Linked DNA regions of Homo sapiens: region 2 is linked to region 1. Evidence: read pairs that join two places in POLR2A ChIA-PET (ENCODE). Cell type or tissue: GM12878. All regions are shown on one strand. Each heading gives the region's core, and the rest is flanking DNA. Links, peaks and the distances in the headings are about the cores only.

The links. ChIA-PET counts read pairs that join two places held together with the same protein. Peaks named below come from ENCODE experiments on the same cell type or tissue, not always from the same donor. Only the 100,000 strongest peaks of a DNase experiment are listed, where the experiment ranks them.
Region 2: POLR2A ChIA-PET joins it to region 1 with 5 read pairs; 3 of 35 experiments call an interaction of 5 or more read pairs at or near these places.

Annotation. Positions count from the first base shown.
Region 1 is chr1:28,142,401-28,146,794 of GRCh38, reverse strand. It overlaps the pseudogene RNU6-176P and the pseudogene RNU7-29P. Among named protein-coding and RNA genes, the nearest start is that of PTAFR, 32 kb to the left of the region's middle. RefSeq lists a silencer at 2,154-2,203. In GM12878, for the core only: no CTCF peak of the experiment used is centred there; a DNase peak (open chromatin) is centred at 2,134; H3K4me3 peaks cover 1,531 bases; H3K27ac peaks cover 1,338 bases.
Region 2 is chr1:28,488,404-28,492,797 of GRCh38, reverse strand. PHACTR4 (phosphatase and actin regulator 4) reads right to left here. Exons shown (of 14, transcript NM_001048183.3): 10 at 3,573-3,628; 11 at 1,786-1,847; 12 at 1,011-1,148. Among named protein-coding and RNA genes, the nearest start is that of SNHG3, 15 kb to the left of the region's middle. In GM12878, for the core only: no CTCF peak of the experiment used is centred there; no DNase peak of the experiment used is centred there.

The sequences.
Region 1 (4,394 bases), core at 309-4,308:
TACTAAAAATACAAAATTAGCCGGTCATGATGGTGGGTGCCTATAATCCCAGCTTCCCAGCTACTTGGGAAGCTGAGGCAGGAGAATCACAATCACTTGAACCCGGGAGTTGGAGATGGCAGTGAGCCGAGATCGCGCCACTGCACTCCAGCCTGGGTGACAAAGTGAGACTCTGTCTAAAAAATAATAATAATAAAAAAATTAAAAAATTAAAAAAATTAGCCAGGCGTGGTGGTGTGTGTCTGTAGTTCCAGCTACTTGTGGGAGGCTGAAGTGGGAGGATTGCTTGAGCCAGGAGGCTGAGGTTGCAGTGAGTTGTGATCATCATGCCACACTGCATTCTGACCTCGGTGATAGAACAAGACCCTGTCTCAAAAAAAAAAAATAGTTTTTCTGTGTTGTGTCTAAAGTCACTTGACATGTCTCAGTGACTTGTGTACACACTTTAGGAAACTCTACTTTGATGGGTATAAAGTGCACAGGGTCTCAATAAAGAATAACTCTGGGCCCATGCCTGCAATCCCAGCACTTTGAGAGGCCAAGGCAGGAGGATTGCTTGAGCTCAGGAGTTTGAGACCAGCCTGGGCAACATAGCGAGACCCTGTCTCTAATTGGAAAAAAAACAAGAGTAACTGACAGTTCTGAGACAGTGACTTGTGATTACCTCCTTGCTTCTCCCAGGATGTTGCCCCAACACATAGACCATGCGCTCATGGGGATCAGGGGGATGGGAGGAGTATATTAGGTTGTAGCCCATGCTCCAGCCTTGTTGATCTCCTCACCACCCCAGTACAGCCACCTTTACTCCTCCTGTATCCTCTGTCTTTTCTGTTTTTTTCTAAACTTTTTTTCCTGGAGGTGGGGTCTTGCTATATTGCCCAGGCTGGCACGCAATGGCTGTTTACCGGCATGCCTATTGCACACTACAGGATCGAACTTCTGGCTTCAAGTGATCCTCCTACCTCAGCCTCCCCAGTAGCAGGGACTACGGGAATGGGTCACTGTACCCAGCCCTTCTCTTCTTTTTTATTTTATTTTGTTTTATTATTATTATGTTTTGAGATGGAGTCTCGATCTGTCACCCAGGCTGGAGTGCAGTGACGCCAGCCTGGCTCACTGCAAGCTCCACCTCCTGGGTTCATGCCATTCTCCTGCCTCAGCCTCCCGAGTAGCTGAGATTACAGGCCCATCACCATGCCTGGCTAATTTTTTTGTATTTTTAGTAGAGACGGGGTTTCACCGCCTGGCCAATTTTTTTTTTTTTTGTCAGTGTTGACCAGGCTTGGCCTCAAACGTGTAGCCTCGCCTCCCCGAGGGCCAGGACGACCGGCCTGAGCTGCCGCAGCTCCCCTCTTCTTTTTGACATATCCCAGAATACTCCAATAGGTAGCCTTCTGAATTCCTCCAGGCAGCATTTTGGGACTGGGAGGGTCCAACATTTGTATACCTTAATTACTGTGACCATTGAAATTAATTCCTTTCAATGCCTGTCTTTCCTATCCTGGGGGGCAGGAACCGGATCTAAATAATCTGTCTCCAGTTTCTCACATATAGCCTGGAATTGAGATCTGTCTGTCTCCAAAGTGTACAGCTTCCCCAGGGTTTAGCATAAACAGACATGTTGACAGATACATGCAAATATTTTAAAAGGTTTTGAGAAGACTCTATAGAGATAGATGGAAAAGAAATGTAATACATGTTCTTCCAAAGTTCTAGGTCCATATTTTAAAGGAAGATGTAGGGAGTTTTCAGAGAATCAGAACATCTTGGAGCTGGGAGGGTTCAACCCCTTCATCTTACTAAGGAGATCGTGGGGCTCAGAGAGACTAAGTGATTGCAGAAGTTACACAGTGTGGAGCTGCAGCGGATGCAGGGCTGGCTGTTCACCTGCATCTCTCCATTCTTGCAACGGTGACAGGAATTATGGGAAAAGCTGAGTTGTAATTCTTTTGATGAAACATCACTGATTAGAATTTCCAAGGCATCCTGTGTATCAGGAAAGCCTCACCTTGCATTTGCCCCTGATCTCAGCTTTTGCCTCAGGGAACCACCAGTGATCTCAGTTGGAGAATGCTTGCTTATGTAAGATCTGGCCTCGTTGAGATGAGTCATAGACCCAAGAGTGGTAAGTGGAGGTCACAGTTGACTAGACCTGGATACATTTATGCCTGTTTTTACTCATCTGTGTTATATATGTGCTCAAGACCTAAGGCCACAAAGAGATATAAGACCTTCTTGTAAAGCACCTGGTTTTTGTGCAGACTTGGTATTTCTGTATAAAAAGTCCTATTCCCTTTGATATCCTACCAGCAAGCCATCCTCCCACATACCCATCTGTCTATCCACCTATCCATCCCTCCATCCCACCATCCCTCTATCCATCTATCTATCCCTCTAACCATCCATCCATCCATCCATCCATCCATCCCTCCATCCCTTTAGGTACCCAACAAACACCTATGGAGTGCCTATTTTGGTCCAGTAACTATGCTAAGCACAATTTTGATCTGTTATCTCACTGAAACCTCATACTCCCTGAAACATGGGTGGTTTTATCCCGACAGAAATGAATAAAACAAATGTTACAGCTCTTTTAGAATTTGTCTAGCAGGCTTTTCAGTTTTTGCCAGAAAGCCCCTTAAAAAAGAAGGGAAAAAAAGAAATGAATAAAATAAATAAGGACCCAAGCTGACTGAATAAGACATAGTGGCTGCCTCTCAGGTACCTGGTACAGAAGGAAGGGGGACCCAGCTATTTGCTTGCCACTTTCACCTATCTTATGTCATTGAGTCCTCACAACCACCCCACAGAATAGAACATTTCATGCCCATTTTACAGATAGGGAAATCGAGTCTCAGAAGGGTTCAGAGATTTATAAAGGTAAAAGAGCTACTAAGTGGCATAATAATATTCAAAGCCAGATCTGCCTTAGTAAGCATGGGTCCCTTTCCTTCTCTCCTCCCACTCCACCATGTGGCTGTACCCTTGCCCAAGCCCCTCCAGGCACAGCCTCCTAAGCGCTGGGACAGGGCTGTCTTGGGGGAATGACCCAAGAGGCCTCCAGTGGAAGGTGAGGGCCTCCGCCTTGCTGTTTCTGGCTTCCTCTTTGAGGCCTCTGTGCTCCCTATGCATGTTGAAGCCCCAGCAGCAATGACTGTTCCCTGGGCTCAGGCTGTGCTCAGCTAGGGAGGGTACTCCTGAGGGTGGATGGCGTCCATGAACACAGTGTTCCAGAGACCCTCAGAAGCCAGAGTGGTCATTGTCACTGGAGCTAGAAGGTGCTCTTAGATGTCACCTGGATCCTGACAGCTCTGTAAGGGGAGGGACAGAGGTGGCCACTCAATATTTGCTGACCACTTACTGCAAGGGGAACTTCACGTCATTTACTCCTCCCAAACACCTATGGGTAGAACTGCCTCTTCCCTCTGCCTGAGTTACTTTCTTCCTGGATAGCAACATGGCTCACTCCCTTGCTTCCTTCAAGGCTTTGCTTAAATGGCCCCTTCTCGGTGAGGCCTGCTTGACTACCTCACTTAAAAATGTAGGCTTGGGGCCTGGCGCAGTGGCTCACACCTTTAATCCTAGCACTTTGGGAGGCCGAGGTGGGTGGATCACCTGAAGTTGGGAGTCGAGGCCGGCCTGGCCAACATGACAAAACCCTGTCTTTACTAAAAATACAAAAATTAGCCGGGCATGGTGTCAGGCACCTGTAATCCCATCTACTCGAGAAGCTGAGGCAGGAGAATCACTTGAACCTGGGAGGTGCAGAGATTGTGGTGAGTTGAGATCATGCCACTGCACTCCAGCTTGGGCAACAGAGCAAGACTCTGTCTCAAAAAAAAAAAAAAAAAAAAAAATGGAGGCATGGGTAGGAAGCGTGCAGGGTTTCATGGCCCTGCAGCCTCATTAGACTCAGTACCCTCCTGAAAAAAAAAATTAAAAATATAACAGCGGTGCTTGCTTCGTCAGCACATAACTAAAACTGGAACAATATAGAGATACAGATATGGCCCCTGAACAAGGATGACACACAAATTCATGAAGCATTCCATATAATTAAAATAAATTAAAAAAAATGAAAACCAAATCCCCACCCCCAAAATACAGATGCTTAGAGAGTAAAGTGATTCCCAAGGTCACACAGCGAATGGCTGGCCTAGCTGGGTATGTCCAGCTCCAAAGCTCATTCTGCCACACTCCCTTCCCCTGTGGACATCTTTCATGATACAGAATGTGAAGGTCCCTATCTTCCATCTTCCAGACAAGAAAGACGAGCATCAAGCAGGTGAAATGACTTACATCCAAGGTCACGCAGCAATAATCAGGATGCAGAGATCCTTATTTTACCTCTACTGTGCAAGATGCTTCTCATACATTTTTGTCTGAATGCATGT
Region 2 (4,394 bases), core at 90-4,089, 350 kb before region 1:
TAGCTTTTATAGTTTTGTTTTTATTTTTGTTTTTCCCTGAGATGGAATCTCGCTCCGTTGCTGGGGCTGGAGTGCAGTGGTGCAATCTCAGCTCACTGCAACCTTCAGCTCCTGGGTTCAGGCGATTCTCCTGCCTCAGCCTCCCGAATAGCTGGGATTACAGGTGCGCACTACCACGTCCGGCTATTTTGTATTTTTAGTACAGACAGGGTTTCACCATGTTGGCCAGGCTGGTCTTGAACTCCTGACCTCAAGAGATCTACCTGCTTCGGCCTCCCAAAGTGCTGGGATTACAGGTGTGAGCCACTGCACCTGGCTAGTTTTGTTTTTTTTTTAATTTTAATTTTTTATTTTTATTTTTGAGGTGGAGTCTCACTCTGCTGCCCAGGCTGGAGTGCATTGGCATGATCTTGGCTCACTGCAACCTCCACCTCCTAGGTTCAAGCAATTCTCCTGCTTCAGCCTTCCAAGTAGCTGGTATTACAGGTGCATGCCATCACACCCAGCTAATTTTTGTATTTTTAGTAGAGATGGGGTTTCACCATGTTGGCCAGGCTGGTCTCGAACTCCTTACCTCGAGTGATCCCTCTGCATTGGCCTCCCAAAGTGCTAGGATTACAGGCATAAGCCACCACGCCTGGCCAGCTTTTATAGTTTTTCACAGCATTATAAAAATGAAATATTGGTAATTACTAAAATATATAGCCCAAACTCCCTCTAACCAAACAACCACTGTTTGAAATGTATTTATTCCTTCCAGTATTTTTACTCTGTGAGATAGCAGGGATTTTCTTTCTTTCAGTATTGGTGGTGGAGTTACCAAAACATACTGAGTTAGTATAACATTTTGACTTGTTCAACTTGGCATTTTGTATCTTGATTTGAAATTTAATATTATATTAAAACTAGAAGTTTTGTTTATGGTTCTCCCTTCTAGTTAGTATCTTGGATCCTCCAAATAAAGAGAAAAAGAGAAAGAGAAAAAAAGCAAGAGAGTGCTTTCCAGGTACCTTGTCAGCAGGGGTCAGTTTGGTCCAAGGTTTGTCGGCTCGCCGGTCATAATCTTGAGCATCTGTTACCTCTACATATTCATTAAACCTCAGAATCTTCCTGGCAAGGAGTTCAGCGACAGTTGGCCTTTGACTGAGCTGAAGGAAACGGAGCCTCTTAGTTCACCAAGCCAATAATTAGGCATCAATCATGCATTCAAATTGCCTCTAACCCAGTGCTTCAATCTTCATTGGAATCACCTGGGGGAGCTTTAGACACTATTGATCCCTGGAGGTCCCACCCCCAGTGATTATGGTTATCAGGTGGTTTTTTGTTTTGTTTTTTTTTTTGAGACAGGGTCTTGCCCTGTCACCCAGGCTGGAGTGCAGTGGCACAATCACAGCTCACTGCAGCCTCAACCTCCCAAGCTCAAATGATCCTCCTACCTCAGCCTCCCAAGTAGCTGATATTACAGGCGCATACCACCATGCCTGGCTAATATATATTTTTTTTTGTAGAGGTGGGGTCTTGCCATGTTGCCCAGGCTGCAAATTCATTTTTTTCTTTTTCTTTTCTTTCTTCTTCTTTTTTTTTTTTTTAATGTAGACACAAGGTTTCACTGTTTTCCCCAGGCTGGTCTTGAACTCCTGGGCTCAAGCAATCCTCCTGCCATGGCCTTCCAAAGTGCTGGGATTACAGGCGCAAGCCACTGTGCCCAGCTGTGAATTCATTTCCAATCAAATAGGCCATCCAAATATAACACATATAGTTAACTGAACACACAGGCAGTAGTACCTTTCTAGTGAGCCGACGTTTAATTTCTCGTTTTTCTGCCTGACGATCAGCTTCATTTTTAGCTACAGTTGACAATCAGAAGGAAGGAATATTACTCACAAATGACAATTTGCATATCAAACGTTTTAGTAATTACATTACAGATATTTCTTTTTTGTTTTTTTTTTTTGAGACGGAGTTTTGCTCTTGTTGCCCAGGCTGGAGTGCAATGGTACAATCTTGGCTCACTGCAACCTCGGCCTCCCGAGTTCAAGCGATTCTCCTGTCTCAGCCTCCCGAGTAGCTGGGATTACAGGCACATGCCATGCACAGCTGATTTTTGTATTTTTAGTAGAGACAGAGTTTCATCATATTGGTCAGGCTGGTCTCAAACTCCTGACCTCAGGTGATCCACCCGCCTCGGCCTTCCAAAGTGCTGGGATTACAGGCGTGAGCCACCGTGCCCAGCCCAGATATTTCTTTTTTTTTCTTTTTTTTTTTTGAGATGGAGTCTTGCTTTGTCGCCCATGCTGGAGTGCAGTGGCGCAATCTCGGCTCACTGCAAGCTCCGCTTCCCGGGTTCACGCCATTCTCCTGCCTCAGCCTCCCGAGTAGCTGGGACTACAGGCGCCCGCCACCATGCCCGGCTAATTTTTTTGTATTTTTAGTAGAGACGGGGTTTCACCATGTTAGCCAGGATGGTCTCGATCTCCTGACCTTGTGATCCACTCGCCTCGGCCCAGATATTTCTTATAGGCCCAAATCAGAATAAAATACTAACTTTGGGGATGGCTAAACAAAACAATTTTCTTGTCAACGATACAAATACTTAAAAGCAAGAGTCAGCAAACTATGGCACCACATCTCGCCAGTTGCCTGTATTTTTCCTGCCCATGAACTAAGAATAGTCTTCACATTTTTAAATGGTTTTGTAAGGACCTATTACGTATAGTTGTTCATTTGCTTTTTGGCCTGCAAAACCCAAAATGTTTACTATGTATGCTTTAAGGAAAAGCCTGCAGATTCTTGCTCAAGAGTAACTGCTAAGAATGGACAATGGTGATCACACTGAGTTTTGTGTGATACGTTATAAGGGCTCCCACACTAGAAAATGTACTAAGTTATTAAGTTGTGTATACCCAAGTAGTGCTGAGAGAACAGGGGATGGATTGGTCAGACTGAACATGCTCACAAATAGCCCCAAGGAAGCCCAAACCTTCTCAGTGAGGAGACTTTTAAGGCCAAATTTCACTCTATATTCTGGAAAAACAAATGAAATATGTACTAGATTAGAATGCTATTTCAGGAAATTAATTATGTACACAGACAGCAAATTAAATATATGGTCCCATTTGGTAACTACAGAGGTAAGAAAGTCTTAAGGGATTAAACCAAGAGAAAAGCTGCTGCATTTGGGACTTGCTTTGGGCCCCAGCCCTCACATTCTAGGAATAGGAAGGTCTCCATATGCACAGCTACCTCCTTAGCTCCCTGAAAACAGAAAAATTGGGCACATCTCCCATATACTGTCAAAGCCTCCCAAATGCCCAAGGCAGTTCCAGGATACAGTGAGAACACTGAAACAAAGCTTTCTAGAGTATCACAGCACACTAAACAATACCATAATAGCATCTTCCAAAGGAAGCTTGGTAAGCTCTGTTCCTTCATGGGGAAATAAATAGTCCTTGCCTGGCTGGAACACTCTCCCTTAGCCCTTGTAGCAAACGCTTCTTTTTTCTTTTATGTATATTAAAGTCAGAAACATACAAAGAAAATCTATACAACTTTATTTCCATAACTGGACTCACGTTGCAATATATTGCGTTGTTCTAGTTCTTCTGGTGTTGGTCTTTGACTCAGTCGCCTAAAAATGAGATAAATAAAGGTAATGTTTATGTTAAACCTCCCAATCTTGTTTATAAAGATTTTTTTGGTCACAGTATATATTAGCCCCTATATAAGTAAGAAATCAACAAATTTTCAAACTGATATATTTCATTTATTTATGATTGTTTATAAAACAATTTCACATTAAAAGTGTTAACACAGATATCACATTATAAAAAGGAACTGTATATGCAAACAAGTGGCCAGGATTCTAGTTCTAGACCTTGATAAGAGCTATTAGCACAAAAAAGTTCAGTTAGACCTTGAGTGTCCTCATCCGTGAAGCGAAGGTTTGGACCGAACTGGTGGCTCCTAAACAAATTTGCTCCTTCAGAAGCATTAGAGACTTTTTAGAAAACACAGATTCCCAAGAAACGTTAACAGAAATTCTGATTCAGAAAATCAGGATGAAAAATGAAATTACATATATCTATATATAGATTTTTTTTTTCACAAAACTTCTTCTATGACTCAGATGCCCCTCTTTAGATTTTTTTTTTTTACAATTTTTTGAAAATAGAGATGAGGGTCTCACTCTGTTGCCCAGGATAGTCTTGAACTCCTCCTGGGCTCAAGCTATCTTCCCGCCTTGGCCCCCCAAACTGCTGGGATTATAGGCGCAAGCCATTATGTCCAGCTAGGTTATTTTTGAGATGGAGTCTTGCTCTGTCACCTAGGCTGGAGTGCAGTGGTGCAATCTCGGCTCACTACAAGCTCCGCCTCCCGGGTTCATGACATTCTCC